2 separate regions of the Homo sapiens genome follow, and region 1 is linked to region 2. A link is a loop called in an ENCODE intact Hi-C map of the cell type or tissue named here. Cell type or tissue: PC-3. All regions are shown on one strand. Each heading gives the region's core, and the rest is flanking DNA. Links, peaks and the distances in the headings are about the cores only. Region 1 overlaps FHIT (fragile histidine triad diadenosine triphosphatase). Region 2 overlaps FHIT (fragile histidine triad diadenosine triphosphatase).

What was found. Peaks named below come from ENCODE experiments on the same cell type or tissue, not always from the same donor. Only the 100,000 strongest peaks of a DNase experiment are listed, where the experiment ranks them.
Region 1: it touches region 2 in a loop (27-fold over the local background); 1 of 110 quality-filtered maps calls a loop at or near these places.

The regions. Positions count from the first base shown.
Region 1 is chr3:60,631,414-60,648,153 of GRCh38, forward strand. The region is part of intron 4 of FHIT (fragile histidine triad diadenosine triphosphatase); the gene reads right to left. Among named protein-coding and RNA genes, the nearest start is that of MIR548BB, 22 kb to the left of the region's middle. In PC-3, for the core only: no CTCF peak of the experiment used is centred there; no DNase peak of the experiment used is centred there.
Region 2 is chr3:60,549,192-60,565,931 of GRCh38, forward strand. All of the region lies in intron 4 of FHIT (fragile histidine triad diadenosine triphosphatase), which reads right to left. Among named protein-coding and RNA genes, the nearest start is that of MIR548BB, 60 kb to the right of the region's middle. In PC-3, for the core only: no CTCF peak of the experiment used is centred there; a DNase peak (open chromatin) is centred at 6,710.

The sequences.
Region 1 (16,740 bases), core at 4,494-8,493, 82 kb after region 2:
ACTATTATTCTGATTTACATCTAGGGGATCCATGCAGAAATGCGGAGGGAGATGGCAACAATGCCTGTGCTTGCTGGACCTATCCATTCATTAATCTGTCATCAACCTAATCCAGGGGCCCATCCCCTAGAACAAGAGGAAAAAAATTAACACTTAGAGAAGAGGGGAAGTTGGCAGGGGGAGGGGAGATAACTTTATGAAAAATAGCCTTCTTTCATCTCCGGAGGCACTGTCTAATTCAGAGTCTCAAAGAAATCCATCAAATTGTCTCTCTGGGCCTCAGTCCATCCACCGCCACCATATGCTACCATGTGCGTGTGTCGCACGGCATCCCCAGATAATGACTTACGTGGGCACCGTGCCTTTCCTCTAGAACCATCTTAATGCTATTTTAAAATCCGACTCTCATTTGCATGGAAAACAATAAATCACTTTGGGTAACACAGAAAACCCAGTTTCTTCTGAGATGAAACATGAAAAAAAGAGTTAGCTGTTGTTTGTACCACACAGCTACACAGAACTGGGCAGACTACCAGCATCTTCTACTGGGATTTAGAGATGGACGCAAGAAACACCACGGGTAGGACTCTGAAAATTGAAATTATTTTTGTGCCAGTCTCTAGATTCAACTAGAATGTGCTCTTGGCTGGGGAGAATTTGGGAAAGAAGTGTTTTTTTTTTGTTTTTTGTTTTTTTTTAATTGCAACTACTAAGTTTCAAAAATGGGGGAAAATCATGAAGACAGCCACAGACATCTTCAGGGGCTGACTAATTCTTAAATGATTGGTTCCTCTAAGAGTGGTTAGTGGTGAAAGAGTAAATGATGTATGAGAACGATTTCTCTGATTTCTGCCAGGAGTTCTACTCACTCAGTAACCACAGGGAATAGAAGGATCAGGTTTTCCACAGAAACTACTTTTAGCACATGCTGTGTTTCTACACCTGTACTTCTCTTCCGAACAACTATCTTAGCTCCAAGTTGACATGGCCCGTTACCAAGGGGCTCCATGTCTTTTGTTTTTGTAGTAAAGATGACTTGAATACAGAAGAGGTGTTGTAGGAGAGCGCGTCTTCTCCAAATGCTGGCAGATGACAGTTTCCGCAGGGACGTAAAGAGGTGACAAAGGCACAGAATATAATTTAGTCCTGATTTCCAGGTCTGGCTCACAAAACTAATCGGATGAAAATGTGGCCAAAAGAATACCTCGGAGATAAACTTTCTAGAACAAGCTAACGCCATAATTTGACCCTAATTCCAAAAATCATGGGAAGGACATACTTCTTAGTATCTTTATCTTATTCTCAATTAATCAACAAACCTTAATGTAAATAAATTTTCTAAAATTCATTGTCACCGAGGAAAGGGTTAAAAAAAACTAAAGTTCTCTTTTGAGAATGGATTTCTTTCCCTCACTACCTTCTTAGACAATACAACAGAGGTTATTTCTAGACCCAGAGGAGACAATGCAACATAGCTTCTCCAGCCTTTGGACACTAAGCAAGTTATCAATAATGCAGAATCTTGAAACCTGACACTAAACTCCTTCAGAGGTAGGTATCTTGTGAGCAAAAGAGAACAGAGTAAAAGGGGCAAGGATGGGAGAGTGTAAGAAGAACCATGCTGTGGACATTTTACTTCTTGGGGTGTTAGTTTCCTTCTATGCAAAATACAACTGTAGATTGCCACAAGCCTAAACAAAATCTGTAAGAAATAAATAACCTTCAAAGCAATTTAATAAAAAGAAATGTGCCCAAAATATCCTCAAAGACTTTATTAATCTAGGGAGGCAATAGTTAGGAATATGAGACATGAGTCAAACCACCTGATTCCACATCCCGATTGCACGATGAACTAGCTGTGTGATATTGAGCAAGTGACTTAACCCCCAGATTTCCTACCTGTATAAGAGGAATAATGAAAGCTCCACAACTACTGCAAAAGCTAAATCAAATAATATGTGTAAAGCTGTTAGTACAATACCTGCCCCCACAGTAAACACACAATAAGTATTAGAAATACAACAAATTATTATATTTAAGTATAAAGCGGTAATCTGTACATACTTGGAACATTTCTGACTTGAGAAGCTATAAAATCATGGATCAAAACAGTTGTACAAAAGATGGTGTTATGTGAGGTCCTTTGGATTTAATATAAGGAGCCAAATAAAAGCAGTCCAAATTTAGAAAAATCTTTCAAGCTATTCCGCGATGACTGTGTCTGTCATCACTTGGGAAAGGAAACTGTATGCTACTCGCATTCTAGAGAGCTGTTAGGAAATGCTAGCTGACCCTCAACAAACCTTCAGCCTCCCCAGGAACACAGTTAGGCAGCTTAATTTGGGCAAGCGAGGAGAAAGCATGAGCCCGTACCCAAGCACTGCCTGGTTTCCATCTGCGCGATTTAACCACAAGCCACAGAGCGCCTCTGCGGACACCAAGTCCAGCTGCCAGGGAAAGGTTTCAGACCCACGGTGGTGTCCCAACAATTTCCAGTTCAGTGGAAATCTGGGGAACGCACAGGCTCATAGCATATGATTTCTTCATGTTTCATTAGTTTCCAGGTTTTAAACAATTTTAACCTTCTCTCTGGCACAGAGCTGCTGTACTGTAAGTAGAAATCACTGGACTTTGAGTAACATGAGCCTGTTTCACGTTTGTGGGTGGACATCCAATTGGCACAGTGACCTTGGCCATGTCCTGACTCCTCTGAGCTTCACTTTCCTCATCTGTAAAATGGGTGAAAGCCAACTTCAGTGAGTTCTGGGGACACAAACATGTTTCACATGTGCCTAGATAGATGCTGTTAGTCTCAACTCATTTGCTATCCTGAACTTAAACGGGTTGCCAATCTACTCTCACACCACTCTAAAACAACAAAAAAAAAATCTTTTCAAAAGCTAACAAACTGAACTAGGAGACGAAGAAAGAAAATTCACCGCTACATAAATTAGCCAGGAGCAAAGCAAGAAGCTGCCCGAGTAGGGCAGTTGGCTTCCCACAATTGATTCTTTAATAACTTCTGTAATATTTCTGAGGCACATCAAAGGACAGTAACAGCCCAGTGTTGGTAATCCCTCTCACATATAAAAACTTTCATTACAGAGTGTTAAAGGCATCACTCTGCTTGAGAAATCGCAATCAATAGACGTTGGCCTTTTTTCTTCTTTTCTATCCTGGGGTAACGGCACCAGCATTTTCTCTCCAGTAATGCAGTGCTGTGTGGCCAGAGTTTCCTCTGATGCTGCAGACGAGCACCAAGATGAAAAAATCTTTGTGATAAATGAGAAAGAGGAGAAGAAGTTTGGGAGAATACCTCTCTGTGTTAGAAACCCGAAGTGTTCCATGCTAATTCACCCTAAATGCTGTTTGCAAATATTGGCTTAGACATGCATTTAAAAGTCACAGGGATTTGTTTTAACATGATTTCTTTTGCATTCCCATGTGGAAAATACCTTATTTTAGAGTGAGACGCCATCTCTATTTCCCAGGCTGGAGTGCAGTGGCTATTCACAGGTACTATCCTCAACCCACAACAGCCTCAAACACCTGGGCTCAAGCAATCCTCGCACCTCAGCCTCCTGAGTAGCTAGAGCTACTGCATGCCCCACTGCGCCCAGCCTATAAAAGATTTCAATTGAAAAATGTTTCCAATTAGCACCCTAAGAGCAGGATAATTTTGGAATACTGCAGCAGATCTTAGGGACACAAACTAAAAGGACAGCAGGCAGTCATTAATTTCTTTGTTCCTTATTATCTATAATACAATTGTTAGAGTCAGAAATATAAAATTACTTGCAGAAGTTTTTTTAAATTCAGCCTATTTGTTTCCTTTGAAAGATTACTCCAGGTTCTTTAAAAAGCCAGAATCACATTTTTCTTTTTATTATGAATGCATAAAGGCCAAAGGCCACTCATAGCATCTCCCTCGTAAACCGCATCTTGCCAAAGCCCGTGGCCAATTTCTGGCCTCCCTTTACTGAACCACTTAGTGGCATTTGGCCAGTTGACCACTCCCCTCCTTCATAAGCCGTTTTCTTGCACATAAACCCCCCAACCACACTACCCTTTCCCCACCTCTACTACCTGGCTCCATTTGTCTTCATAGTTTTATAGGAATTTAAGTCATCTATTTGTGTGTATGTTTATTATCTTACTCCATGTCCCATGCCTAGAAATCCCTGGTAAGTTGTAGATACTCCATAAATATTTGCTGCCTGGCTGACTCTTAGTATTTTCTTTTGACAGATTAAAAGCTCAGAGGAGTGAAGCCACTTGCCTAAGACTGCATAGTAAGTGGCCGAGTCAGAATTGGAACTCTGAGCCCATACTCATGACCTTTATATAATAGAAAAAGCAGCCTCGGGATAAATGTCCAAGAGCAGGGTTGGCAAACTTTTCCCTTAAACGGGCAGACAGCAAGTATTTTTGCCTTTGTGAGCCACATATATATATAGTCTCTTGCATTTTTAAAAAAGAATACTTTAAATACATAAATCTATTATTAGCTCAAAGGGTCATACACACAGGCCACAGCTGAATTTGGTCTTAGTTTGTCAACCCCTGCTCAGGAGAATAGGAGCATTTTCTACTGGATTCATGACTTTAACCCAGGCCCAAGAATCCTGTGCAGAATCAATTAAGCTTTGTACAATGATTTTTTTTTTTTGAGACAGAGTCTTGCTCTCTCGCCCAGACTGGAGTGCAGTGGCGCCATCTCAATCTCGGCTCACTGCAACCTCCACCTCTCAGGTTCAAGTGAGTCTCCTGCTTCAGCCTCCAGAGTAGCTGGAACTACAGGCATGCACCACCACGCCTAGCTAATTTTTATATTTTTAGTAGAGATGGGGTTTCACCATGTTGGTCAGGATGGTCTCGATCTCTTGACCTCATGATCCACCCGCCTTGGCCTCCCAAAGTGCTGGGATTACAGGCATGAGCCATCACGCCTGGCCAGAATGAATGAATTTTACCTTCATCCTCTAGACAACAAGATCCTCAAGGTTACCAGACTTGGGCATGTCCTACAGTTAAAAAACAGTTCACTTTCCACAAAAGGGAGCTGGATAAATTCCTATGGATGGACACAATGATCAAGAGGAGGAAGAATCCTGATAAATTCCTATGTAGTAAGAGAAAATAACGCAAGATCAAGAGTGGCAAAATGCTGAAAATTTTGTGTTATTCTTTTTCCAATTAAGAGGCTTTCCCCCGCTATGAAGTAAGCAGGCATCACCAGAAGTGAGAGGAGGAAAATAACCGCTCTCACCTCTCCAGCGTCCTGTGCTCCTATCCTGCTGAGACTGTCTTTTGGCTACTACATAAAAAGCCAAAAAAGTGAGTCCTTCACAGCATGAGGATACTTTTAGCTGTTGGACACGGAGAAGGTTTTCTCTTGGTCTTTTATTCAATCATTCACAGAAAGGGACATCCTGTGACCTCATTTTCACTCTAAAGTAACAGAGAAAGCCAAGTGGCTTCCTGACTCTGGGTTCTATAGAAACCCTTGCTTTGATGGTGCCTTTCTCCTCCTCTGAGGCCAAGTCATGGTGGGGGCTGGTGGGGCTTCCTTCCATTTCCAAGACAGGTGGATCTCCTTGGGAAACAGCTGCTGTCTGGGAATCCTGGCAGCACCAGGGATAGAGAGAGAAGAGAAGCTCCAGTTTCAACCCTCTGAGTCACTGCAAAAGAATCCCCTTCATTAAAACTAGTTCTCAAGGGAAAGGTGCTTAGAGAAAAAAAAAGACTCAGCAAAATGCATAGGACACTTGGGTAGGAGACATTTCATTATGGCCACTTTGATAGCACCACTTTGAAGCAGTCATTTTGATTTTGGTATGAAACTTCTTGGAATTTTAGTAGAAGTTAGAGAATTACCTAAGTAAATGCTTTTTGATCAAAAATAATTTATATTTGCCAGTTTGTCTTTCATTTCTCCCCTTAAAGATAAGGGCTATGCCTGTCTCGTTTACCATTCCATCTCTAGTACTCAATATGGTACCTCACATATAGGAAGGGTATATTTATTTAAAAAATAACTACTATGACCATCACTACTACTGCCTATGTCCAGTGCTTACATTAGATACATAATAATTTGTTGAAAAAATGAACTGCTACCATCACTACTACCATTATTGCCACATAATTACTATTGTCACCATCATTATTCCTATTGGCTGTCTATTGTAAAGCCAATGGGACAAGCATTATGCTTAGATTATTTCAATTATCATTCCCATTTCATAGATGTGAACACTGAAGTGCAGAGAAGTATCCTAAAACATATATACAGTATGTGGTAAAAAATTGAATTAGGTTATTATTATGATTAGTCTTGTCAAGTAAATTGGGAGAAATGAATAGGCTGAGAGATAAGGATAAGGTTGTACTTAGTGCCTCTATTTTGGACTTTTAAGCATTTCTTTTCACGGAAAGGGACCAGGGATTCTTAAAGAAATGACTGATTCCAGATCTGCTCCAGGAAATAGACATGATGAATTGGCAAATTTTGTTGTGGAAAGCTATCAAAACCTACTAGAGTAATGTCAAAAGGACTTGGAGCTAACTTGAAAGGGGCTCCCACTGGCCAAGACAAATCAACTTCAATAAAAACAATGAAAGTGGTAGAATGAAATAGATCAAATACACAAACATTCAAACATTTCTTAAGAGTAAAAATCAATGGTCACCCTTAGAAGTTGCCAGGACACCAACTTATGATTTAGAAAATATTAACAAAAAGAAACTAAGGGAAATTAAACACTTACCCTGCCTTTCCTGTATGGACAACCTTTCAAAGTAACAACACGACATGGAGGGAACGTTTTTCCTCATAGAGGAATCACAGTTAATAAAAGCAGGAGGAATGACAGATTTAGAAAATCACCATTTCACAGCTCTTAATGAAATAATGGGTCTAGACAACCACCATTCATAGCTGCAAAACCTTTGCCTTAAAGCTTAATTGGAAACTTGATATTTAAGGCATCACACTGACAACATGTGAATCTAGGATCAATCCTAACTTAACTAAATGTGGGATAATAGTACATTACATCAGTGGTTCCCATACTTTGAAGCACATTAGAATCACTTGGGGAACTCTTAAAAATCTTAATGTTCAGGTCGTGTACCAGATCAATCAAATCACAATGTCTGGGGTAAGAGTATCAGTAATTTTAATTTGAGATGTTTTAGGTGATTCCACTGTGGAGCAAAGTTCAGGAATCTTTTCATTTTATGGCTCATGGTGTGATGCTCCCTATGATATATTAATGTTACTATCATAGGGAGATATATTAACATCCTATGATATATAACCAAATATTTACCAGAAACAGAAGAAACGTGTTTAAGAATGACTACAAAAATGCAAATCAGAAATCAAATGTGTGAAAAATTCAAAGAGGGTGTGAATGGCATATCTTCTCAACAAACAAATGTCATTTTAAAAAATGGTGTGTTGGGGGTGGGAATGGAGGGCTTTCCTTAAAACATGACTGGAAAAGTTATGCTTCTGGCTATGAATGAATAACTTCATACATCAGACTAATCCTCCTGCAGAAAGTAATTGTGATAGATGCATAAATTAAAAAAAAAAAAAAAGCTGTTCAAAAGCATCAGAGCACAACCAAGGCATGCAAGATTCAAGCATCCTAGATGATGTAGGCAAAGAAAGCCCACTGAGGTGAGCTCTATAGTTAAAGCAACTTTGTGTCCTAAGGGCATTTGCGAATTTGCATCGTGAGGGAATAAACCAAGTAGAAAGCAGCAGCTAGAGCTTGATGCAGTTTCTGAGCTAGAGAGAGAAGTTTGGAAGTTAAGGGCTATAGAAGCAGCAGCTAGGACTTGAGGGACTAAGATTTGTGAGAACGGTGAACCAAAGAAAAGTGATCCCAATACTCCTAACGTAATTTCCCCTTGAGATATTTGCAAATTCCTAAACTGCAAACATATGAAGAGACCAATTAACTAAGCAAAAATCAATGCTAAAAGACCAAAAACGAAGGAGCCATTTTGTCAGTCTAAAAGGGTTGGGGAGACAAAATTGCAATTTAGAAGACACTAAGGAGAAAGGGCCATCGTAAATGCCCCAAAATTTCATTTGAGAAACTCAAAAGGCTTGAATTGTTAGGACAAACTAGAAATAGACCACAGAATTTGAAAAATATCATTTCTGGATTAAATCAATATAACTTGCTTATACTGTATCCACCTGCCAGAATGTTAACATATCTCTGCAAGAAGATAAAATCCACATTAAAGGAAACACTAAAAGGAACTAAAGGGGGTTATTTGGGCAGATTAAAAATTTCCCAGATGAAAGCATAGAATGTAGGATGGAAGAAAGAGTACTAGGTAAATTGGGGTAAGTACCACTCTAACAATTTAATCAAGAGAAATGAATACATGTCCACACAAATATCTATACATAAGCAGCTTCATTCACAATAATCCAAACTTGTAAACAACCCCTATGTGAACCAAGTGAATGGATACACAAAATGTCGAATAACCATACAATGGAATACTATTCTGCAATAAAAAGGAACATTAACACATGCAACCACTATTCTCCAAGTCATTATGTTCACTAAAGGAAGCGAGACACAAGGGAGTTCATATTATGGGTTAATTCATTAAAAATCCTAGAAAATGCAAAATCACCGCTAGTGACAGAAAATAAAATCAACGGTTGCCTGAGAGCTGGGAGTGACAGAAGGAAATGTCCACAGTGTGGCACAAGGAAAGTTTTAGGGGTGGCAGAAATGTTCTGCACCTTGATTTTGGTGGACTCATGGGTGTATCCCTCTTTTAAAGCTCAATGAATGAATTTTACATGGGCACAGTTTATTATATACACACTATACCCCAATAAGCTTTTTTTTTCCTAAAAGACAGTTGAAATTCCCCAAAGACAGATCAAAAAGATAAGTTGCTGTATTATTCTATTGAAGTTTAAAAACAGATAAAATCAATCCATGATTATTAAAATGGTGTATATCTTGCAGAGCAGGTGTTCACTTAGTGAACAGGAAATTTCTGGGTACTAGTGCTAGTGAGTGGTATTTTCTACATCTTTGAGAAATAGTTACATGGGATGTTTATTTTGAAAATATTTATTGAGCTAAACACTTAAAATGTGTGCACTTTTGCTGTTTTTGTCATACTTCAATAAGAAAATTTAAAGGTGGAGGATTGAGAGAAATTAAAGAAAATCCAAGAGACAAAGCAACCAAAGGCAATGCATGGATGTCATATGGCTTATGATTTTAAAAACTCAACTGAAAAAAATGTGAGGAAATGAATGAAAATCAAACATGGACTATTTATCATATATTAAAGAATGCTTGCTCATTTTATTGCATGCTACTGTGATTACATTTAAAGTCCTTATCTGCTAAATAAACATACTAAAGTATTTATAGGTGAAATAATTGAGTAGGATTTGCTTTAAACATCAGCAAAAAAGAAACACACAGGCCAGGTGTGGTGGCTCATGCCTGTAATCCCAGCACTTTGGGTGGCTGAGGCAGGAGGATCACCTGAGGTCAGGAGTTCAAGACCAGCCTGACCAACATGGTGAAACCCTGTCTTTACCAAAAATACAAAATTTAGCCAGGTATGGTGGTGGGTACCTGTAATCCCAGCTACTTGGGAGGCTGAGGCAGGAGAATTGCTTGAAACTGGGAGGTGGAGGTTGTAGTAAGCCAAGATTATGCCATTGCACTCCGGCCTGGGCAACAGGAGTGAAACTCTGTCTCAAAAAAAAGAAAAGAAAAGGAAAAAATACATGTGCTCAAGTATAGGTTGATCATCATGGAAGTTGGATGACAGATGCATGAGAATCCATACTATTCTCTTGAGTTTTGCATATATGTAAGAATATTTTTACAAAGTAAAAATACAATTCAAGTGAAGATGAGGTACAAGGATGAGGCAGAGGGCCCAGGAGGGTGTGAAGATGTCTATTGTGCCTATGACCTATATTCTATTCTTTGCACTTTGAAGATTAAAATACCCACAGCATCAAAATGGCTATGTCAAAATGTCTTGCTTCAGAATTTGCATGGCAAGAATTTTCTCAGGGGCCCAGAAACATGACAAGCATGAAAAGAATGAAATTTACGAGAGTCCAATTAGGTCCTGAATGACAGCCAGGCAGATATATGATGACAAACAGTGTCCTTCGTTTCTCCAGAGACTGATCTACTTTGGGCCCAAAGAGAGGAAAGTGAGCTTGTATAATCCTGGGAATTTCACCATCCTTCTTCTGGTCCCTAGTTATCTCCATCTGAAGCCTATTCAGGTTTTGGAAGGGAGAGAATAAAATGGGCAGCCAAAAACCAGATTCTGATGGCATCAGTCAGAATCCTGACAGGACACAGATGTCATACTCCTCTGCAACTTTGAAGAGAAATAAACTATTTTCAGAGGTGGAGGTTGGGTTACAAGGTAAGGATTTGAAGCCCCTGGTACTAGCTACAGCAGAATGCCTTTAGTATCCTGGGCCTAAAAAAGCAAAGAAAGAGAACATGTTATCAGAGCCTGGTGAGGTAAAGGTGGGTGGGTTAGGGGTAGGGGGTGGGGAGTGGGACGACTATCATCACTGCTACAGCCTTGAAGGGACACAGACCCTGAAAAACATGATGAGAAAGACTTCCATGGGAGTAAACATCCCCCATCTCTCTCTCTCTGCCCATTGCCTGGTCTCTTTCCAGTACCTCCCATTGACCAAGCCCAAACTGGAAGACAGAGACATGGAAGCCCAGGTGACACAGTCAACCTCCTGGGTCAACAAGCAGGGCAGACAAGGTCGCCTAATAGGCTAGGAAGGCGGGGGATGGAGAATTACCAGCACATGCCCCCAAAGGGTAATTTACACCACACTGGAATACATAAGATCTTCAAAGCCACAGTTAGTTAGAAATGATGGCCATTTGGCAAAAGCTAATTCAGTCAGACCCAGGGTTGCAGATCCTTAATTTAAATGGAACTGAGTATTTCTAAGCATTTCACAAGAGGCCCAAAGACAATGAATGATAACAGATTCTTTACCCACACACACACACCCTCCCCATGGGGGAAACGGTAAGGAGCTACTCATGCTCATTCTCAAGTTTGTAAAACAAAAATCTTTTCTTCTATATTAGAAATTTCCAAAGTAAATGCACAAAAAAGGGGAGAAATGTGGTTGCATTTTCCATTGGGCTTTAACCATCACTCTGCGAAAGAGAAGAGTTCAGAGCAAAGTCATCACAGGTGGAAACAATCTCAAGATCAGATGGGAGAGGAGTATCCTCTTCCCCCCACCTCCCCCGCTCCAGGGGTATGTGGTCCTCTCTTGGTTGGTGATGCCAACCCTGCTTCCTCTGGCCCTGGGTTTTGTACCTGCTGCTTTCTCTGCCCTTAATGTGCTTTCCTCCCTTCCTTCACTTGTTAACTCCTATTCCTATCTTAGCTCAATTGTCACTTTCCAGAGGAAACTTTCCCATGTTCACTAATGAGGTCAAAGCCCCTAAGACATACTGTCATAGCATCTGGAACTTTTCCTTCATGAAAGCACTTTCACAGTTTTTGGTATGGCTGTTTGATATTGTCTATCTCCCCAGCTGAACTGGTAGTTCCACGTGGCAAGGACTATGTGTATCTTTGAGTACCATTGCATTTCCAGGGCCTCACATATAATCTGGCTCATAGTAGGCACCCAACTATTGTCGAATGAATGAGTCTTCACTGCAAGATAAAGTGACAACAGTTTTCCACTCTAGAGACCATCTACGTTTTTCCCTTTCAATGTACAACATGATTTTGTTTTCTTTCCCCCACCCCCCACAGCATTAAATTACTGGAAACACATCCTATGCTCATAGATGGGTAGAATCAATATTGTGAAAATGACCATATTTCCAAGAGCAACCTACAGATTCCATGCAATTCCCATCAAAATACCATCATCATTCTTCACAGAACTAGAAAAAACAATCCTAAAATTCATATGGAACCAAAAAAGAACCTGCATAGACAAAGCAAGACTAAGCAAAAAGAACAAATCTTAAGGCATATTACCCGACTTCAGACTATACTACGAGGCAGAGTGATCTTAACTGTACCAAGCTAAATCCTACATCTAGATTCACAGATGCAAAAGTGTTTAATAAAACCAAGTTACTTGCATTCTTAGGCTCATGTAGATGCTGTACGCAGATGGTCTTCTAAATAGGTTTTAGATATGTCAAAACTTTCTCCAGCCACAAAGTCAAGAATGATCACCTTAGGGTTGCAGTATACTCAATTATTTATACTCCTTCTATGATCAAGGGTAGTAGTATCTGCATTAAGTAGTTTCCTCCAAACCAGAAAGGAACGAATTGGCAGAATATATTTCCTTGCCTCCAGAAATAACTTATCATCATTAGAATCATCTGATATTTTTGGGATCTGGAATCTATGTTCTGTATTTGTGAGGGTAACTATGAGACTTGAACAGTCCACCAGGGATCTTAAAGGCATGTTTTCAAAACACAGCCCCCATCAAAACAGTGTGCTGTTACCAAATATGTTTGGGCAATGCCACTGTGAAATTTACAACATACACTAACAGAGAGTTTGAGAAATCCCATGGCTGGTAGAGCTTGGCAAAGGGAAATGTGTTTCCCTCACATATCTAACTAGGAAACCGTCATTTCAAATACTTCCTCTTACTATCCTGAAGGCCATATTTTAGGAAATGCTGCACTGGAGGAAAGATGTTCTAGAATAGACAGGTACTACAAGACTGAAAAAGAGAAAATTTAACATGCTTTCCTGCTACTGAATCTATTCTATATATCCTGTTTTTCTTCATAGGTGTTTGCCCCACAATATTTTTGTTTTCTCATTATCTCTAATATTAAAATGGGAGAAAACAGTAATACAAGCATGTTGAAAAACTGATACCGTGAAATATTGAAAATTTGAAATTGATTAATGTTGGTTCCTAAAGCAAATTATTTTACTGAAAAAAATGGTTCTATTAATCTAAATAGATACATTTATTAATATGTGTTGAATACATAGGTATGTACCTAGGAGTTTTGTAGAGAGCATGTCTGTTTAGAAATAAGCATACAAATACATAACTTCATGTAACGAGTATGCTGAACAAGCATGATCCATTGCATAAAACACAACATTTTACTCTCCTTGCCCCTCTAAATTTGATTAGGTGGTAATAATCTTCCTTTGCCCTTGGATAAAAACTACAGCAGGCCCACGAGTTTGCTGTTCACAGGTAATGGGCAGTTCTAAAACAACTTCAGGTTACACATACAGTCCCAGGTGAGAAAACAAACTCCACAACCATGTTGCTTTTGTATGGAATCTTTCCCCTTCTCAGCTTGGCCCTGCTTCAGACTGAAAGCCTCCAGATCACCCTGTGGCCCCTCCACCTTATTAGCCAGCATTCTGCCTTTCTCAAGGTTGAAGAAACTAAGAGACAGAAGGGCTCCTCCTTGTGCTAGTTCTGTTATAATCTAGCTTGGCTGTCTCTGGGCCTGGCAGATAGTTAGGGCTGACACTTTCTCTTTTGATAAGCTTTTATGGATTCTGCAGAGGTTTCCTGTTGGGTTCTTTTCTCAAACAGCTCACTAGATCCCAGGTGGGTGGCCAGGGATCCCCCATCCCAAGCCCCAGGTCATCTAGGCATCTGCCTTGGACTTCATATGCTACTTTTCCATGACTCCTTCAGTTACTGTATTGAAGTATATCAAAAACAACCCCACGTTGGCCCTCTCCTTTGCACAGTCCAGAACTGATCCCCAGGAAACACACACATCTCATGCCTTGACAAAAACTGGGAAATATTGGCCACTTCGCAAGCAGGAGCATTCCTACCCTACCACCCAAGCAGTTGGCCAGCCCCTCTTCTCCTGGCCTTCCAGAGTTTCAGGGTGAGTCTCAAATGCATGGGCCCTCTAAACTTCCCAGGCTTGATGCAGGCACAAGCCTCTGGTTTTCCAACTGCAAGAAATAATTCAGAGCTTTCTGATTAGTCCTCTTAATGCCTCCTATTGGGGTTTTGGGTTACAAGATAGTACACTCTACTTTTTCTCCCAAGAGGGTAATGATGACTCAATACATGGCCACAGTTGTCTCTAAAGAGACATCTTCTCTTGTCTCCTCTGGACTCATATATACAAAAGCCATGGACCAGGATCATGACTTTCTATATGAGGCAGCTGTCTTTTGGTCGCTGTATTATGGGTGGCTCTGTGAAACTGAGACAATAGACAATACAACCATTCTAACATCCTACTACCTACGTCGTACACATATATATGTGTGTACGTCATATTTTACTATACGGTTTCTATAACAACTTCAAATAGTTAACGCTATAAGAGCCTCAACACTCCCCAATTCAATTATAATCTCCAGCTTTCACTGATCACTGCTGATTTGGTTATAAATGACTTCACAACCAAAAGCTTACCTTGAGAATTTTTCAATCCCTATGTTCCCAGATTCAAATAAATAAAACCTACTTGAAATATGTGGACTTAAAATAGTCTTCCAACGCATTCCTCACACATGAAATTACTCTCGAATAACTAGCTATTGGTGACATTCCTGATAGTGCCCTAGATTTCTCAACTTTTGCAAGAGCCCAGATGGTCAGAAAGAACTTTACCAAATTTGGTTACTTGTTTTTAATGGAAGGATTTTAAATGTTCTTTTAACAATCATCTCAGCTGCATTTAAAGGCTACTTAGCAGTGTTTGCAGCTAGGAGAACAGATAATTACCGGAGTGAACTAGCAAATTCCTACTGGTTATAACCTGAAATGGGAAGTAATACATGGTCAAGAATGTAAAAAATTACTTATATATATATACATTTACGCACACATTTTTTAATATCAAGTGAGCAAAATGGTATTAAATCTGGTTAATTCTGCCCATGTCCATTTGAAAAACAACCGTGTAATTTGCCTAAGAAAAAAATTCTCTCATAGTTAAGTCAGATGCCTAATTATATCATCCTTTATCTGGGACTGTCAAAAATAAAACATTTTGGATCTATTCACAATAAAATGACATTTTCAGATTCAATTTCATACAAGTTTTTTATCCATTATGCTCACAGATCAAAAGTGACTGGATTCATCAGCCAAAAAGAATATTTTAAAGAGCTGCTGAGAACTTTATAAAAATAATTCTGATTTTCTTTTGTGGGGGAAACAATTTCTTTTAGAGGAGTTAGAAAAAAGTGAGAAAAAATTTTTTGAAAGAAAAAGAACCACCAATGTTACTAGAGAGCAGAGTTGACATGGCGTTACTCACAGTGACTGGTTAAGGGTAAAAGTGGGGGAAAAAAGCAAAACTGTAAAGTAACTGATTATTTCACTGTCTTCACCTGGCCTTAATTCAAATCAGAACACTTCTCCCACCTGCATTACTTCAAACAATTTACCAGAAAAGAAGAGAAAATGTGGATTACATAACCCAGAGCATATAGAGCGAAACTGCAATGCTATCATTCAGCAATCACAGTGCTCTAGTTTATTTTTAAAATAGCTCAGAATTGGCCATGCTCAAGAAGTGGTCCTACATACAGCAAGAGAGCTCTTCGTTTAATACAATACAGATTTTTCCTAACAGCTTCCTCTACTACTTCACATATTTCTTCCATATCCCTACATGGCCCTCCTAAGAAATATACCTTTAGCAATGAACACTAGGAAAACATATCGTTGTGGAAAGGCATGGGAGAGAGTCTACTCTCTTTACTTGCTTTAGCGTGAGGCAGAAAATATTTCTTACAGGGTAGCCATCCAATACCTGAGCACTTTCAAATACTCTGCAGCAGGTAATTTGTTTTTCAGAAGGGTGGGAGTTAAAAGTAACACAGAAAGTCATAATGGGGTGAGAGATTAGACTTTTCTCCAAAGTTACAGCCTTTAGATTTAGCTCCTGCAATTCTGAAGGGCCTCAGAGATAAGGAAATCATGTTGCAAATGTGAGAAGTGAGATTTAGAGAGGTGAAGGGACCTGCCCAAGGCCTCCTAGAAAGAAGAAGAGACTCTGGTACTCGAGGCCCTCAAGTCCAGGGTTCTTTCCACTTGCCCAGGTTTATCCCTGGTTGTCCTCTCCTCTGCCCCTTGATCTGACAAATGTTCAAAGGATTACTTAAAATAGTCCCCTGCTCAAAATAACAAGGGCTTGCCAAAAGAAGAAAAACACCTTGAAATAGAGATTCCAATTAACTGCCTCTGATTGCTGGATAACTCTTCAAGACTCCCAGAAACCGATTCTAGCAGTATGTGTTATTTGTTTATAGCCAACCTTTGTTCCAAAAATAACTTGATATGTTTTACAGAAATATGTAGAATACATACAATGCAGAAAATTATTGCAAAGGAGGAAAAAGGATGGGAAAAGCTAGTAATCTTGGGGATGAATTGTCATACACCAAGAAAGCAATTTATATACCTGGTGGCTTAACAGCAAATATTATAATCAATGCAATAATAGTGACCCAGCAGAAATACACTGTGAGTTGAAATAAAATGTTAACAAGAGTTTGTGGGGAAGAATAAGACACAAAAGTCCTGATAATGTCTCAATATGCAGGGTTTGGACTTCTGAAGCAGGTCACTCCTAAGCCTTCAAGCTTAGGAAAAAAGGGAAAAATGAGAGGACAGAGGATAGATGGGACGACAATGGGGTGGGGAGTCAGGGAGTGGGTAGAGGGAAC
Region 2 (16,740 bases), core at 4,874-8,873:
TGGTATGTAATGGTTACATAAATACAAATAAAATCATGTATTTGACACCATACTGCCATTAGGTGACTACTATCTCTCCATATTAGAGGTAGAGCAGTGTCAAAAACTACCATCTGATTAAATAATAGAAATAACAGCTAAGTACTTACTCGGTACTTTCATCTTTCTAAGCAATTTATATGATATGTTACTTAATCCTGACAACCCTATGAGGAAGGTCCTTCATACACCAACATATCAACATTTATGCATCTCTTTGATTACTTCTCATGCATTAATTCCTAGATTTGAGAATCACTGTGTTCAAAGTATATTGAACTATTAAGGCTACGGGTATGAACTACTAAATAGCTCTCAAGAAATGTAGCCAATAGTTGATATCCAACGGTTGTATAGAAAAAAGTCCCATTTCCCCAAAACTTTGTTAATGCCAGGCATTCTCTAATTCTCCAAATTGCTAATAAAAATTTGTCATGACTTAGGAATACAACATAAAGGGAAATAACTTCTTCTAAATGTCCTAGATAAAACAATCTACCATGAAAATTAATGTCTCCTAGGCAACCAGGAAGTCAGACACAATGAAAAAGAAACACTGTTCTCTTCGTTAAAAGAATAAAACTGTGTTTCCTTTTAACTAGAAAAATAAAGTTGTTATTTCATTATGGCCAGGAATATTAAGGTTCACTGTAAAAAATAATCTGCTATTTTTATACCCTGGCATTACTCAGTGAATGGCAAAAATCTAGACCAATCCTAGAAGGCACGAATGTCTTTGGGGGATGTCAGAAAAAGCCTTAACTCCAGACACTTCTACCAACTGGAGAGTAGGTTTCTATTTCAATTAACTTAAACACTAGGGGCTCAATTGTTAACCAAGAATGTAAATGAGCTTATTAAAAGCTGCTGGCTAATGGATCCCAAGATGAACCTTGAGAGGAACAATGCCCTGTCATCTAACTGAGGAACAACACAATCTGATCTGGCCCCGCTCTGAAACATACTTTATTGATGACTTGGAAAACAAGGCACATAAATGAATGGTTGGAGACATATATTGAAGTTTATATGATTTGTAAAACATTCTAATCTACAGGCGTATGTCAAAATTCCACAGGAGACAGTAGAAGAGGATCCTAGAAGAAGATAACAAAGTGAACAAAGAGAAAGAGAAGACAACTTGAAGTGTCCCAGAATTTAAGCAAACAAGAATACCTGTAACATTTTTATACAAAGAGAATTTTTTAGTGAAGTATATTAAGTCATCAACTTATGTCACTAAAAAAATTTTCAATTGTTAACAAGTCAAAGAAAATCCAAAACCTCAGCTATTTATAAACAGAAAACACCTAGGTATTTCAAAATGCCAACTGCCTTTTCAAGATCTCACTTCATCAGTTACCTCTTCTCTGTTCTGTCATTTTTTTTTTTTTTGTAAACCTACTTGTTTTACATATTTAACCTCATTCTCACCAGTTTCTTCCCTGTCTCCTAAAAAGATGTTCAGGGATTACATATACTTAATAACCTTTCCTCATCAAACTCTAATCACCTATTCATTTAATAAATATGTATTATATACTTGCCATATTCCAAATACTATTCTAGTGGTAAATATGACAGACCAGCCCTCTGCTCTCATGTAGTATTCTAGGCACAGGGTGCATATTGCAAGCAGTAGAGACTACAAGCCAGTCAACAAGGAAAAATATTCTGATTGTGACTTGAAGGAAATGATCAAAATCCAAGAACAGGAAGGGACTTGGAGGAGGCAGAAGTGGCTGCCTAAGTGTCAAAGGAAAGGGGAATCTCACGTTTGATCTGCGAGTTGAATGATAAGAAGTCCACTGTATGTGACTATATGGGGATAAAATGTTCCAGATGGAGGAAACAGCAATTGCCAAGGCAAGAATGATCTCAAGATCTTAGAGGAATGGAAAGAAGAGTGTGGGGTGGAGCCTAACAGCAGGCAGCAAGGCAGAGGTGAGGAGATGGGTTTGAAAGATGAGCAGGGATCAGATCATACAAGGTCTTGTGTGGCGTTTCACTTAATGAGAAACTCGTGATAACAAAGATTCAAGCTCCAGAGTGTTCAGGGTCTAAATTTGACTTTCAAAAAAAGATTTTACTATTGTACATTAAAAATCATCTCAGGACGCCTGGTGTGGTGGCTAATACCTCTCATTTGGGAGACCAAAGCAGAAGGATCCCTTAAGAACAGGACTTCAAGACCAGCCTGGGAAATATAGTGAGAAAGAAAGAAAGAAAGAAAGAGAGAAACAGAGAGAGGGTAGGGGAGAGGGGAGGGGAGACGGGAGGGGGAGGGGGAAGAGGTGAGACGGGAGGGGGGGAGGGGAGGGGAGACGGGAGGGGGGAGGAGGGGGGAGGAGGGGAGGAGAGAGGAGAGGAGAGGAAGAAATTAGCTGGGTGTGGTGGCATGCACCTATAGTCCCAGCTACTCCAGAGACCATGGCACGAAATGCCTGAGCCTGGGAAGTTGATGCTGCAGTGAGCTGTGATCATGCCCCTGCACTCTAGCCTGGGTGACATAGTGAGATCCTGTCTATAAAAATAAACCTCAGGAGCTTAAAAAAAAGCATATGCCCCATTCCCAGATTATTTTTCTGTTAAGACTTTTGAAAAGTGACATACAATTCATATACCATAAAATTCACCCTTCTAGTGTACAGTTTGATGGTTTTCAGTATGTGTGCAAAATTGTACAATTATCATAACTACCTAATTCAGAACATTTTTACCCCCAAAAGAGAAACCATTTCCTTTAGCAGTCATTTCACATTTTCCTCTAGCCCACAGCCCCTGGCAACTACTATTCTACTTTCTGTCTCTGTGGATTTGCCTTTTCTGGACATTCTATAGAAATGGAGTCATACGATATATAGCCTTTTATGTGTAGCTTATTTCACTTAGCATGTGTTCAAGATTCATCCACATTTTACCATGTATTCATCCTTTATTCCTTTTAAAGGCTGAATAATACCCCATTGTATGTATACACCACATGTTTTTCTCCATTCATCAGTTGATGGACATTTGTTACTACATTTTTGGACGTTTGTGAATAGTGCTGTGAATATTCAGGTGCAAGTTTTGTGTGGACTTATGTTTTCAATTATTGAACGTACACCTAAGAGTGAAACTGCTGGATCATGTGGGAACTCTGTATTTAACATTTTAAGGAACTGCCAAGCTGTTTTCCTTAGTGGCTGTACCATTTTACATTACCACCACCAATGAAAGAGGGTTCCAAGTCCTCCACATTCCTCACCAACACCCCACTCCCAGATATTTTAAATTAATTGGTCTGGCTGAGACCTAGATATCAGGCTTTTTTTTGGTTTTTATTTTGAAAGTTCCTATGGTGATTCTATTCCTAACGTATAGTGAAGGCCAAGAAGCCCTTACTCCAGCCTGTTCATTGCCAACTTGGTAAGTATTTATACCTACTCCCTCTTCCTGATAAGTATTCATACCTACTCCCTCTTCTGCTCCAGAGCTCTTTAGACATGTTACTTGGTGCCCCCAGCACTCTCAATGACATCTGCTTTGTAGCTGACTCATCCAGTGAGAGAAGGAAAGATAATTAAGGAAGATACAGTCTTATACTTTTAACAGTCTCATTTATTTCTGAGTGGGGCCAGTGTCTGTGTGAAATCTTCATGGTTATCTGCATGTCTGGATGGGTTTTCTCCAGGCACTCTGGTTTCCTCCCTCATTCCAAAGGTGCATGTGAGATTAAGAGGCATGTCTACATGGTCCCGGTCTGAGTGAGAAGGTATGTAGAGTGAGTCCTGAGAGGGAATGGCGCCCTGTCCAGGGTGGGCTCCTCCCTTGGGCCCTGAGCTGCCAAGACAGGCTCTGGCCACCTGAGACCCTGAACTGCAATGAATGGGTAAATAATTATCTTGCTTTTATTAATCTTTCTTATAATATGTAGACATCATCTTTATTTCTGTATTTAATATTAACAATATTTTGGTTTTTATTTAGAAGTTTGGTGATGTTTTTGTGAGGAGAAATATGCCACAGGAATTTTTTTTTTAATCAGTTAGCCTATGGTCAAATTGGTTTCATTATACATTGTTTTGGTTAAAGTTGTAGTTTCTAAGAAACCTACCTATGACTCAAGTGAGGACTTGTGTTTTTACGTAATGTGAATCAGCAACCCCCTTCTTCCACTGATTGATCCGACGGAGACCTTTTATGCAAAAAGAGGTCACTGCTTTAAAATATATATATATATATATTTTATATTTATTTTATATATAAAAATTATATATATTTAAAAAAATATATATATATATATATAGAGAGAGAGAGAGGGAGAGAGAGAGAGAGAGAGAGAGAGGCTCCTGAAGTTCTTCTCATCTAGTCAAGAAAGATATAGGGTGTAAATGGATACTTCTATGTTTTATGCTTCAACCTGACCTTGAGTATTAAACATGGTATCATATTTACAAAAATGTATAACATTTAGAACTACTTTTGTCACTTTATAAAATGATTCTTCCAAACCAAACACAGGTGATGAATATCTAAAACACCAGCATCAAGGCCTAGAGCTTTGTGTTTGTACAAAATATCAGGGAAAAGCCAAGCACAGTGGCTCACACCTGTAATCCCAGCACTTTAGGAGGCCTAGGAGGGCAGATCACTTGAGGTCAGGAGTTTGAGACCAGCCTGGCCAACACTGCAAAACCCTGTCTCTACTAAAAATACAGAAAATTAGCTGGGCATGGTGGTGGGCACCTGTAATCCCAGCTACTTGGGAGGCTGAGGCAGGAGAATCGCTTGAACCCAGTGGGCAGAGGTTGCAGTGAGCCAAGATTGTGCTGCGCCACTGCACTCCAGCCTGGGTAACAAAGCAAGACTTCATCTCAAAAAAAGAAAAAAAACGTATCAGGGAAAGACAGAAACCTGAATAAAAAGGAAACAGATTTCTACACTGAAGGACAAAGTATGGCATGACTTCTCAGTCTGATGGAGGCCGAGATTCGTTTTTTTCATTCTGAGATTCATCTTAACGGTTAAAAAAAAAAAAAGAACAAACAAAACGAAACCCAAATCATGTTTTTCATGTGGACTGTAATAGCAGAGACGAACTTACATGTTTAAATACAAAAACAATCCTTAAAGAGGAGAATCAGAAGTTGAAAATCACCTTACTGTTATGTATCTTTCTGGAGTAATCAAAATTTCTACTATATTATAGTCTCTATACCATCAAAAAATCCACAGATATCACAGATATTCATCTCCATGGACTGTATGAAGACATTGTGGACATATTGGGACATCAACTCAGAAATAATGTCAAAAGCTTGTATGGTAAATCTGAATCAACTGTGATCTTTCAGAAGCAGGAGCTTCCAAAGGGGTTCCTGTAGCATCCCTTTATCAGAGCAAGGCCAGTCAGAGGTTAAGAAACATTGGGTCTTTTACTTTAACACTTCTCACATATTATTTTAAAAATAAATACCAAAAGAAATACCAAAGGAAAAACCACATAAATTATATTTTGAACATTTACATTGAACAAATTAAAGTTCCCAACATAAGTGAATACAACATAATAATTACTATTCTGCATATGAGAGAAATTATTCCACCATTTTTTGACTCCTGAATTGTTGGCAATATTCATGGCAAAGCAATGCTGCTCATAGGTTTTTGCTAAAACGGAGTATAAGGCTAATTACAGTGTCAATTATAGCTATGTATCATTTGTACTCTATAGACTTACTCCTATTTTAAGTGGTCTACCATATTCTTCTAATATCTAACGGTGTTATTCACAAGATAACTACATGACTGATACATTTTTTACGTAACAGTGTACTACAGGTGGTACAACCTTGTAAGAGAACAAGTTTAGAAGTATATAATGCACATCTTCCTTCAATCCTGTTTATTAGCATATGGAAAACACATTTGAAGATAACCAGATATAAATTCAAGGCCTTGAATCCAAAGCCGTCCCAAACTACTGATTCCCTGTGTTCTTCCAGGCCCTCAGAAGATGTCGGTTAAAGGAAATCATAAAAAGTCAAACTATAGCCTCTGTGTTATGTCCCCACTAAAGCCAGTATGGCCAGACTTTACTGTAGCTGAGAGGTTCTTGCTCATGGAGTCTTGAAATAGAGCTTCCCAACTTCAGCAGAGATGCCTATTATACAACATTAAATAAAAGACGAATTTAAATGAATCAAGTCTTGACTCTTCTTCCACCATCATGGGTTTTACAGAACAGCATTATCCAGGGCTCCATTCAAGGTAATTTTGCTTTTTCATTGCTTGACAAATGCTTTCCCATTTCCCTGCACCCTAGACAAATTGGTATTTCTCAGCAGCTCTTAGAATGACAATGGCAGTTTTCTCTTCATCGTTTTTTCATTTCTTCATCCTCTCGCCATGAGAGGCACTCATCAGGGGATCTCTAATCCTACCCATCTCATTACCTCTTCACTCTATTTGTCACCATTTGGAATTTCAGAACTCTTAATTATTAGCTTACTGTTACCAACAGTAATGAGGCTCTGGCTGCCTACTGGGGAGCATCATCCAACACTAACAAGCTAGCAGACTGAGACCGGCACCTGAATTCCATCACGTGGTTCCATTGTTCAGGCCAGGTGGGACATTTCTGTCTGCAGGCAAGCTTTCTGCAGGAGAGCTGGAGTTTGCAGGGTGGCTATTATCCATTCACTTTGGTCTTATGATTCACACTGACTCAAAACAGCTTTCCTGTGTGGTCATGCTCATTTACATACTGGCTATTGCCTTCCTTATAATAACACTTAATGTTTATTTCTGCCTTGTCCTCCTTTTCACTTGTATAAGGACTTCCTGGAGCTAAGAGTTCTCAAAGGGAACACTAATTGGTCATTTTCTTATAGCTACTTTTGATCTCCTCCTGACCTGGAATGAACAGTGAGTCTCTCACAGCCATCTGGGTGATCCGTCTATATACAGACCTTCCTTGACACTCCCGCAGTAGTCAGCATACTGCCTCAACACAAAAGAGGCTAGACAAATGTTAAGTGACATCTATAAAGTTTTCTGAGCACCAAAGACAGACCCAGATGCAGAGGAGACAGAAAGGTAAAGGATTAAGAAGGAGCTGGTCCCTCTGAAACTATGACAAACATGTCTTTATATAGTTAACGAGGGAAGATGCAACTGATCCAAAATCCATCTCTTCCTTGGCTTCATATCCTTTCACAGCAACAAGAGCCTTGCACCAATGAGGACAAATGAGCATTGGTTGAATACTTCTAAATGCCCAGCCTACATTAGGCACTTGACCTGCATTTGCTCATTTAAACCCCAATAGCCTGTACAGTAGACCTGGAGGAAAACAAAACCCACAGAAGTCAAGCAACTTGATCAAGGTCACCCATTAGTGAAAACCCCAAAGCTCTTCTCAGTACAAGTGGTCACCCAACACCGCTCAGAAAACGGTTAGGCAAAATGAGGGCCTGGGGTGGGTTTTGGAATAGCAACACCCTGAAGGTAATAGAGGCTGGTGGTAGAGAAGAGGAGCAGTGGCATCACCTAGGTGTGTAACGCTGCCTTTGTCCCCTGTAGCTGCTGCCTTCTATCCAAGGTGACCACCGTGTTGAACACTGTCTAGGAAATACTGTGCTCAGGGCAAAGGATGCTCTCTTTTTTTCACATTTTTATACAGCTAAGAGAAGTCATTTCTGAAAACAGGACTTGGAGGTCAACGTTTACATATGATGCCACCAAGGACATCTCCTGATGATACCCATGAAGGAGAGACCATTCCGTTAGAAAACTTGTGCAGTAACATTTAAAATTGGCATTTGTTAACCATACTAATAAGAGCTAATATTCCTGTAGCCCTTGCTATATACCAGACATTATGCTATAAATGCTTTATGTAAATATCTCACTTACTCCTCTCCAAAGCCTCTGAGGTATTTTTATCACCCTAATTTTACAAAAGAAAACACTAAGAGTTTAAGTCCCTTGCCCAAGTACACACGGAAGCAAGTGATGGAGCCGAGATTTGTACCCAGGTATGTGACACTGGTCTCCTCCCCACCTCCAACAGTGCTAAGAAAGATCTTCTGCCCACATTGCATTATGTGCTGTACTTTTTTCATGTAAATGATCATTCCAAATGTCTACATCCTGGTGGGTGAGCGGAGGAGGTGACAGGAAGAACAAAAAAAAAAATAGACATGATGTCAAGAAAGGAATTAATTTTCAAGTGCACAATCACTGCTACCCACAGAGTCTGTCTGTTTGGTTTTCCATAGGTATAAAGAGATTACTCAGAGTCCATAAGGTGGCCATGCCAGGTCTCTCGGGGTCAAGCAGACAGGCCAAGGGTGTACCCAGGCTCTCCTTAGCTCTCTACATGGCTCTGCCTCATCTGCTTGCTTGGTTCACCCATGACATCAGAGAAACAAAGTTGGGAGCAATGCTACTTCAAGCATATGCCAGTTACTAAGGGTAATTTATGGCAACTCTCATTGCCACGTGGGCTGAGAAGCACAACATAATAATTAAAAGACTGATAAGCAATCACTAATGAAATGCATAGGTATTGTTGAAAAATGCATTTTGAGTCCAAGTAAAACAATGATGTGTGTTCTCCCAGTGCAGAATCTCTGAGCTCTGTAATCTTAAAGGCTTTTGCTTTTAAAATACTATTTCAAATGCCAGCTATTAGTAACCCATACATTTGCACCCTGGTTTCATTGCAAAAATGAGGAAGGACCATTGCTTTCCAAAAGAGGCAACAAATAGAATTTTTTAAAAAACGCTTCTCTTGGAAAATTTTGATCCGTTTCAAGTGATCTTGTTTAGAAGACCCCTACGCCAAGAGTCCTGCCGGGACAGAGTTGTGTTGGCATCACTTGACTGCTACCTGTGTCGTCTTTGCCTTTGTGTATCGCAAAGCCTGTTAGAAACAGCTCATGGAAGCGGGGCTCAGAAGACAGAGGTGTGTGCTAGACCCTGCCCTACCTTTGTTCTCTAACAGGGAAGCATAATGTCAACCAATCTCTAGTCATCTCCCTGACCCATGTCCCTGACTGGCATACACACAGGGCCACATGAAACCATTCCATGGCTCAGGCCAGGGTTTCAAGCATCAATTACCCTTAGTAACAGCACATGCCTGAAGTAGGGTTGCTCCCAACTTAAATATTTCTCTGATGTCATGGGTGAACCAAGCCAAGCAGATGAGGCAGAGTCATATAGGGAGCTCAGGAGAGTTTGAGTATGCCATTGGCCTGTCCACTTGACCCCTGAGTCTAATGACTCAGCATGGTCTTTGGAGTTCTAGGATGGCATTATTTACTTCTCCTCTTGCACAGTCCAGAAAGAACATTTTTCCCCACTAAATGCACATTCCCAGGAGCTCCGACCTCCAGTCAAAAAAGTAAAAGTTGCTTGGTAAGCTCACTGCCTGGGGTCTTCTATACCAGGAAGGGCCCAGGCCTAGCACTCATGTTGTGGCATCTTCCTCCTGCACTGTAGGCAGATGTCGCTAATTAACTATGACATGTTCTCCTGCAGGGCATTAACAGAATCTTTTAGATACCATTACCAATCAATCAGAGTTGCTGCATAACATGGAAAACCTATTGCTCATTTCACTTTTCGGCTTTAGACTAATGACCCAGGGAAACTTTTCATGGCAGCCCTGAGATGGTTCGATCCATTTCAAGCTAAGGATGTGATAATACGTGTATCTTCCAGAATCTTGACTCTTTCAATTAGGAGCATGAATAACAAACTTCTAGCATTGAAATAACATATTCTACGGTAATCCTCTGACTGATCACCTTGTTAATAAATATCTAAAGACCGCATTTTTCTCTGAGCTTCCAACTTCCATGGGAACATTCTGATTGTGATATAATTTTTAAATTAGCGGGTTTATTCATAGATTTGTGTTAGTAAATGGCAAGCTTCTTACTAATTAGCAAATTGTGTAAATCCACAGCAGTATTAATTTTCAACTGTATGGGGAATTAATATAAGACAAAATAAATAAGGAGACAATTAAAATTTCCCTAGAGGCATGCATTTCTATAAAATTCAGCACAAAACAAGAAAACATTAACCCATTTTGAGGGTGCATTTAGAAAAGATCACAAAAGATGTGTCAGTGTCACAGAGAACAAGTGAAGCATGCATTTGCTGTGGCACGCACTCTCAGTTACAGCTAAATTCCCTAAAGATATTTTCTCAAGTTACTGCTGCTGAGATGTCCCCTCTTGCCTTGATGCACTTTTCCAGCACTTTCTCATTTAATAAGGTTTTTATTATTTCTTTATTGATGTTTCCACTCAAATTGCTGGTGTGCTCTCTCTCACTTTAGAGGACAATGCACAGTATAATGTTCTGATCCTCAAAAACTGCCCCACAAGAGGTCTCTCACTAACCAAGCGCTTGCTAATATCCATTTCACTTTTCCCACTAACCCACTGAGAAGATGGAAAGCATATGTATCTCTGGGCTCCTGTTTAACCTCCCAGCTCTAGAAGATGAGAAAAAGCATGTCCCTCTTACGGGCACTTACACCATTTCTTATGAAGCCATCCCACACACTGTTAAACAAATCTGATTGTTTCTCAAACTCCCCTTTAACTGCTTCAGCTTATTGCTAAGATGTTGGAGTCTTCCTGTGTTGGTGGCCATGGAAACCACCTGTCTATTTAATGGCATGAGGTCTTTTCTTTACTTTTCCTGGCATGCCAGGCTGTTGGGGAAAGGCCAGAGCCCTAAGTTTAAACAAGTCAAGTACAGATGTTTAAGAATGACAGCTCCCAACAGCTTCAGATCATAGCTAATACCAAAATTAAACTGTAACATGGTATGCTCTGATGGGGAAACTGTGCACAGTTTCTAAGTACACAAACAAGACAGTACACAGACAATTGTAGGTTCCATTTGGGGGCAATTTTCTTCCCTTATCATGGCTATCAGTGATACAATCTGCTGCAGAAGAATGTGGTGTTAACTAATTAGTATACCATATAGAAGTGCCTGTCTTGTATTATTTACAGTGCCTGGGACACACTCCTAGTACAGGGCTTCTCATAGGCACAGTAATTATGCATTTGCCTCTCTGTCTTACATATTAGATAATGATCTCCTTAAGGGCTGGGAATACGGTCAGAGATTGGGATTGCCTATCAGCCCCCTCCCAAGCAGACCTAAGCAGCCAGGTGGTAGGCAAGAACAGCTTCATGAATGGCTACTAGGCAGTTCCCAGTAGTGCCTGGAAATTCTGTAAGTAAATTTTAAACGGCTTGGTTCAGGCCAAAACCAAAATGGATCTTCCTGTTCCCTCACCCCAGGTCTGCAGTGACATACTATCCTGATCTCCTCTTTCTGTTTGAGGTTGAAAATGGAAATGGGAAGAACCAGGCAGGCCTTATCTGGCCTGCTTGCCATATGGAGACTGATGGGCAGACTGTTCACAACCACAAGCAGGTACCACAGAAAGAGGACAGAATAGAGCCGGTCCTTTACTTTTAGGTGAGTTTTCCTCCACTGGCATGTTGTCACCAGGCAAGGCAGTTGCCATTTCTACTGATGTAAGGAGACACACACACACACACACACACACACACACACACACACACACAGAGAGAGAGAGAGTGTGTGTGTGTGTGTCAAGGAGAGGTGGGGAGGAAGTGAGTAGGAAGGGACACAGAGCCAGGGACTAAAGAGAAAAGTCCCTTCCTGTGAAAAGAATAAGATAATATTTTCATTTACCATCCCCATATACACAGCAGTGAGCAAAGTGCCAGGCAAATAATTGATACCCAACAAACATCAGCTGAATGAACAAATGGATTCATTCATTGCACTTTTCCATGTCTCTATCTCTAGTATTTAAGATTTTTTTAATGTATCTTAGAAGAGCCTACTGTTGTACACCAAACCAAACCAAAACAGCAGAATGTCCTAAAGTACTGACATATGTGTAGAAATTACACATCAAATTACCAATCAGATAGACGCTAAGGTAGGACTGAAATGTGGGCCAAACCCATTTTGGAAACAAAGAACAAAGTCAATACTCAAGGTCAAGCTCTTAGACAGCTATTCTTCCAAAGCACCTGGACCCCAAGACACACTCAACAAATTTCAGGTCATTTCTTCTCTCATTAAGCCAGTTACAACCAAGTTATAGAAGTGGAGTCCTTACAAGTCGCTATTGATAGAATAAGAGCTAGTCAAAGAATGTTTGAGCCATTTTTTTCCCAGCCTCAGATGATGGGGAGAAAAAAAAAACACCTCAATCAAGGATGTCAAAATGAACCAATCTGCAATAGTCATCTGGGCAGGGGACAGGTGAATAGCCCAATTCTTCTCACAGAAATGAAGAAAAAGTTCAGGCCATTATCCAGGATGACTTGAAAAGGCAACTCAGTGACTGAGCTTTGTAGTTCTGACACCATTCAAATAGAAATGGGAGCCAGAGATAGAAGGACTGACGGCTCATTCTCAGGAATGTCTGTGACTATGCTTAGATGTGTCAGTAGACAACAGCTTCCTACCAAATGGTACAGGCTTTGGCAGCCTCTTTTTTAAAAGGCCTTTTAGTAACTAGTCAGGCACCATTCTTAATATCAAAACATTCTCTCTTTTTTATTGCCCAGACTCTGGGAATCTGGAAAATGAAAGAAAAGAAAAAAAAAGAAAAGAGAGAGAAAGAGAGAAAGAAAAAGAGAAAGAGAGAAACAGAGAGAGAGAGAGAGAAAGATAATTCTGACTCTTCCTAGGTAAAGTTATGCTTTCCAGTTAACTTGATCCACTAGTTATTACCCGAAAACATGCTTTCCCTATGTTTGAGTTCTCATTCATTTATTCAACATCTACTATGTGCCAGACCCTGTGTTAGATGCTAGGGATACAACGGTTAATGAGAAAAAGAAAATGTCTTATCATGGAGCTCATTATTTATCTGTCTTATAATTAATCTATATTACTTTATTTAACAACTACATACATTAAACACTGCCCTTTTATGGTTACGGAAAGACAGCAGTGAACAAAACAGACAGTCTCTATTCTCTGATCCAGGGGGAAAAGACTAAATGAGTTAGTAACATTTTCAGATAGTTAGGAGAGCTGGAAAAACATACATTGGGATAATGCCATTGAGAGTGAGTGATGGAGTGGCAGCAGGACTGTTGTTTGAGATAAATTGGCCAGGTGGCGTCTCCAAGAAGAAAAGTCTCACTTGAGACTGGTAAATGAAGCCAGCAATCCAGGAAGGGTGTTTGTCAGGGTGGCCAGCTTTTCCCCACTCCTAGGTTTTAAGAGGAGTCTGACACTGACTATTATTAGGAAAATAAGTTAGTTGGCCTACTTGGAGGGTATAATACCAGCCAGCACCTTAATATTCAATGTGTGGTCTGGGGAATACCAGCATCAGCATCACCCAAGAGCTTGTTAGGAATGCAAATTCTCAGCTCCACTCCAGATGTAATTGATCAAAATCTGCACTTGACCTGACCCCTAGGTAATTCATATGTGTATTAAGACTTTGAGAAGCCCTGGAGCTAGCCACCTTGAGTAAGACCTAAAGTCATGTCCACCAAGCCTGGCCTCTATCAGTCATTCCTTTGTTTATTTTGGAATTCATTTGAGAAATTTGAGGACCCAGGCATAGACAAGGGCTGCTATTTATTGGAGGTCCTCAAGATCCTCTAAATAAAGGGAAGAACAAGTACAAAGCCCTGATATGGGCCAGGCTGAATTATGAGTGAAATCAACAGAAATAAACGCAAGCCATTTAAATTTTATCCCTATAAAATGGCTAGCCTTTGGAAGTTTTTAGGCAAGGGAGAAGTAATATGTTCTACGTGAAACTTTGGAGCAGTGACTCTGGGTGCTGCAGAGAGAGTGGACAATAGCCAAGCAAGCATGGAGAAACCACACAGTTAAGAAGCTACAAAGGCGAGCCCGATGGGAAGCGGTAGGGACTTGAGTTGGTGAGGCAGCAGTGCACTTATTCTGGATATGTCTTGGGAGAAGAGCTAATAATACTTACTGATGAATAGAAATGTGGGGCAGCAGTTAGGAAAGAGGATGGTCAAAGAACCAGTCAGTGCAGGCATACTTCATTTCACTGCATTTTGCTTTACTGTGCTTCTCAGATATTGCATTTTTAGACCAACTAATAACCCTACAATCGCCTTTTAAGTGTTCAAGTGAAAGGAAGTGTCACACATCTCTCACTTTAAATCAAAAAGTAGAAACGATAAAGCTTAGTAAAGAAGGCATGCCAGAAGCCAAAGACAGGCCAAAAGCTAGGCCTCTTGGGCCAAACAGCCACGCTGTGAATGCAAAGGACAAGTTATTGAAGGAAATTAAAAGTGCTACTCCAGTGAACACACAAACAGTAAGAAAGTAAAACACTTATTGCTGATAGGGAGAGTTTGAGTGGTCTGGATAGAAGATCAAACAAGCCACAACATTCCCTTAAGCCAAAGCCTAATCCAGAGCAAGGTCCTAACTCTCTCCAATTGTATGAAGTCTGAGAGAGGTGAGGAAGCTACAGAAAACAAGTCTGAAGCTAGCAGAGATTGGTCATGAGGTTCAAGGAAAGAAGCCATTTCCATAATATAAAATGTCGAGGTGAAGCAGCAAGTGCTAATACAGAAGCTGCAGCAAGTTTTCCAGAAGAGCTGGCAAAGATAATCAATGAAGTTGACCATATTAAACAATAGATTTTCGATAGTGACAAAACAGCCTTCTATTGGAAGGCGATGCCATCAAGGACTGTCCTAGCTAGAGAGGAGAAGTTAGTGCCTGGCTTCAAAGCTTCAATGAACAAACTGAATCTCTTGTTAGGGGCTACTGCAGATGGTGACTTTAAGTTGAAGTCAGTGGTCCTTGAGCATTCTGAAAATCCTGGATCCCTTAAGAATGATACTACATCAACTCTGCCTGTGCTCTGTAAATGGAACAACAAAGCCGGGATGACAGCACATCTGTCTGTTGCATGATTTACTGAATTTTTTAAGCCCCCTCTTGAGACCTACTGCTCAGGAAAAAACATTCTTTTCCAAATATTACTGCTTACTGATGATGTACCTGGTCACCCAAGGGCTCTGATAGAGATGTACAAGGAGATGAATGTTGTTTTCACACTTGCTAATACAATATCTATTCTGCAGCCCACAGATCAAGGAGGAATTCTGACTTTCAAGTCTTATTAATTAAATACATTTTGTAAGGCTATAACTGTCATGGACAGTGACTCCTCTGATGGATCTGGGCAAAGTAAATTGAAAACCTGGAAAGGATTCACCATTCTAGAAGCCATTAAGAACATTCATAATGCATGGGAGGTCAACATGAACATAGTTTAGAAGAAGTTGATTCCAGCCCTCATGGATGACTTTGAGGGGTTCAAGACATCAGTGGTGAAAAAAGCAGGAAAACTAGAATTAGAAGTAAAGCCTGAAGACGTGACTGTATTGCTGTAATCTCATGATCAAACTTGAACAGATGAGAAATTGCTTTTTATGGGTGAGCAAAGAAAGTGATTTCTTGAGATGAAATCAACTCCTAGTGAAGATGATGTGAACATTGTCGAAATGACAACAAAGAATTTGGACCATTATACCAACTTGGTTGATAAAACAACAGCACTGTCAAAGACGATTAACTCTAATTTTAAAATAAGTTCTACTATGAGTAAAATGCTATTAAATAGCATTACATTCTACAGAGAAACCTTTCATTAAAGGAAGAATCAATCAGTATGGCAAACTTCATTTTTATTGTAAGAAATCGCCACAACCACCCAACTTTCAGCAACCACCACCATGATCAGTCAGCAGCCATCAACATTGAGGCAAGACCTTCCCATTTTTATTGTTCACATTTTTTAGCAATAAAGTATTTTTAATTAAGGTATGTACACTTTTTAGGAATAATGATATTGCATACTTAATAGACTACAGCTAAGTGTAAATATAGCTTGTATATGCATTGGGAAACTAAAATTCACATGACTGATTTATTGCGATAGTCACTTTTTCACAGTGGTGTGTATCTGAACCCATAATATCTTTGAGGTATGGCTGTACCCCTACGAGGCATGGAGGTGGGCATACTACCCATGCTGCCCCCAAGCACTATGGCTGACCCCTTGCTGGGCTGATCCCAAATACAAAATACAAGAATTCATAAACAATACAACACTTTCCGTTAATGGAGAATGCTATAACACCTAGTTCCCACTTCTATTCTTCACCGTTGGATTCTAATAGATGCCTGTTATTCCTTTAAAAATATGAGAGCAATGGATTTCATTTACAAAAAAGGGAAATTAGTTACACAACAAAATGAATACTCAGAAAAATATTTCAAGCAAATAGATAAAAGACCACTTTTAAAAATCTGAATATCCAAGATAACTTGCTCTCGTAAAAGTTTGTGATTGGCAATAAGAGACAGATTGAAAACTGCTAGACTTTTCAAAAAACCAGCTCCTGGATTCACTGATTTTTTGAAGGGTTTTTTGTGTCTCTATTTCCTTCAGTTCCGCTCTGATCTTAGTTATTTCTTGCCTTCTGCTAGCTTTTGAATGTGTTTGCTCTTGCTTCTCTAGTTCTTTTAATTGTGATGTTAGGGTGTCAATTTTAGATCTTTCCTGCTTTCTCTTATGGGCATTTAGTGCTATAAATTTCCCTCTACACACTGCTTTGA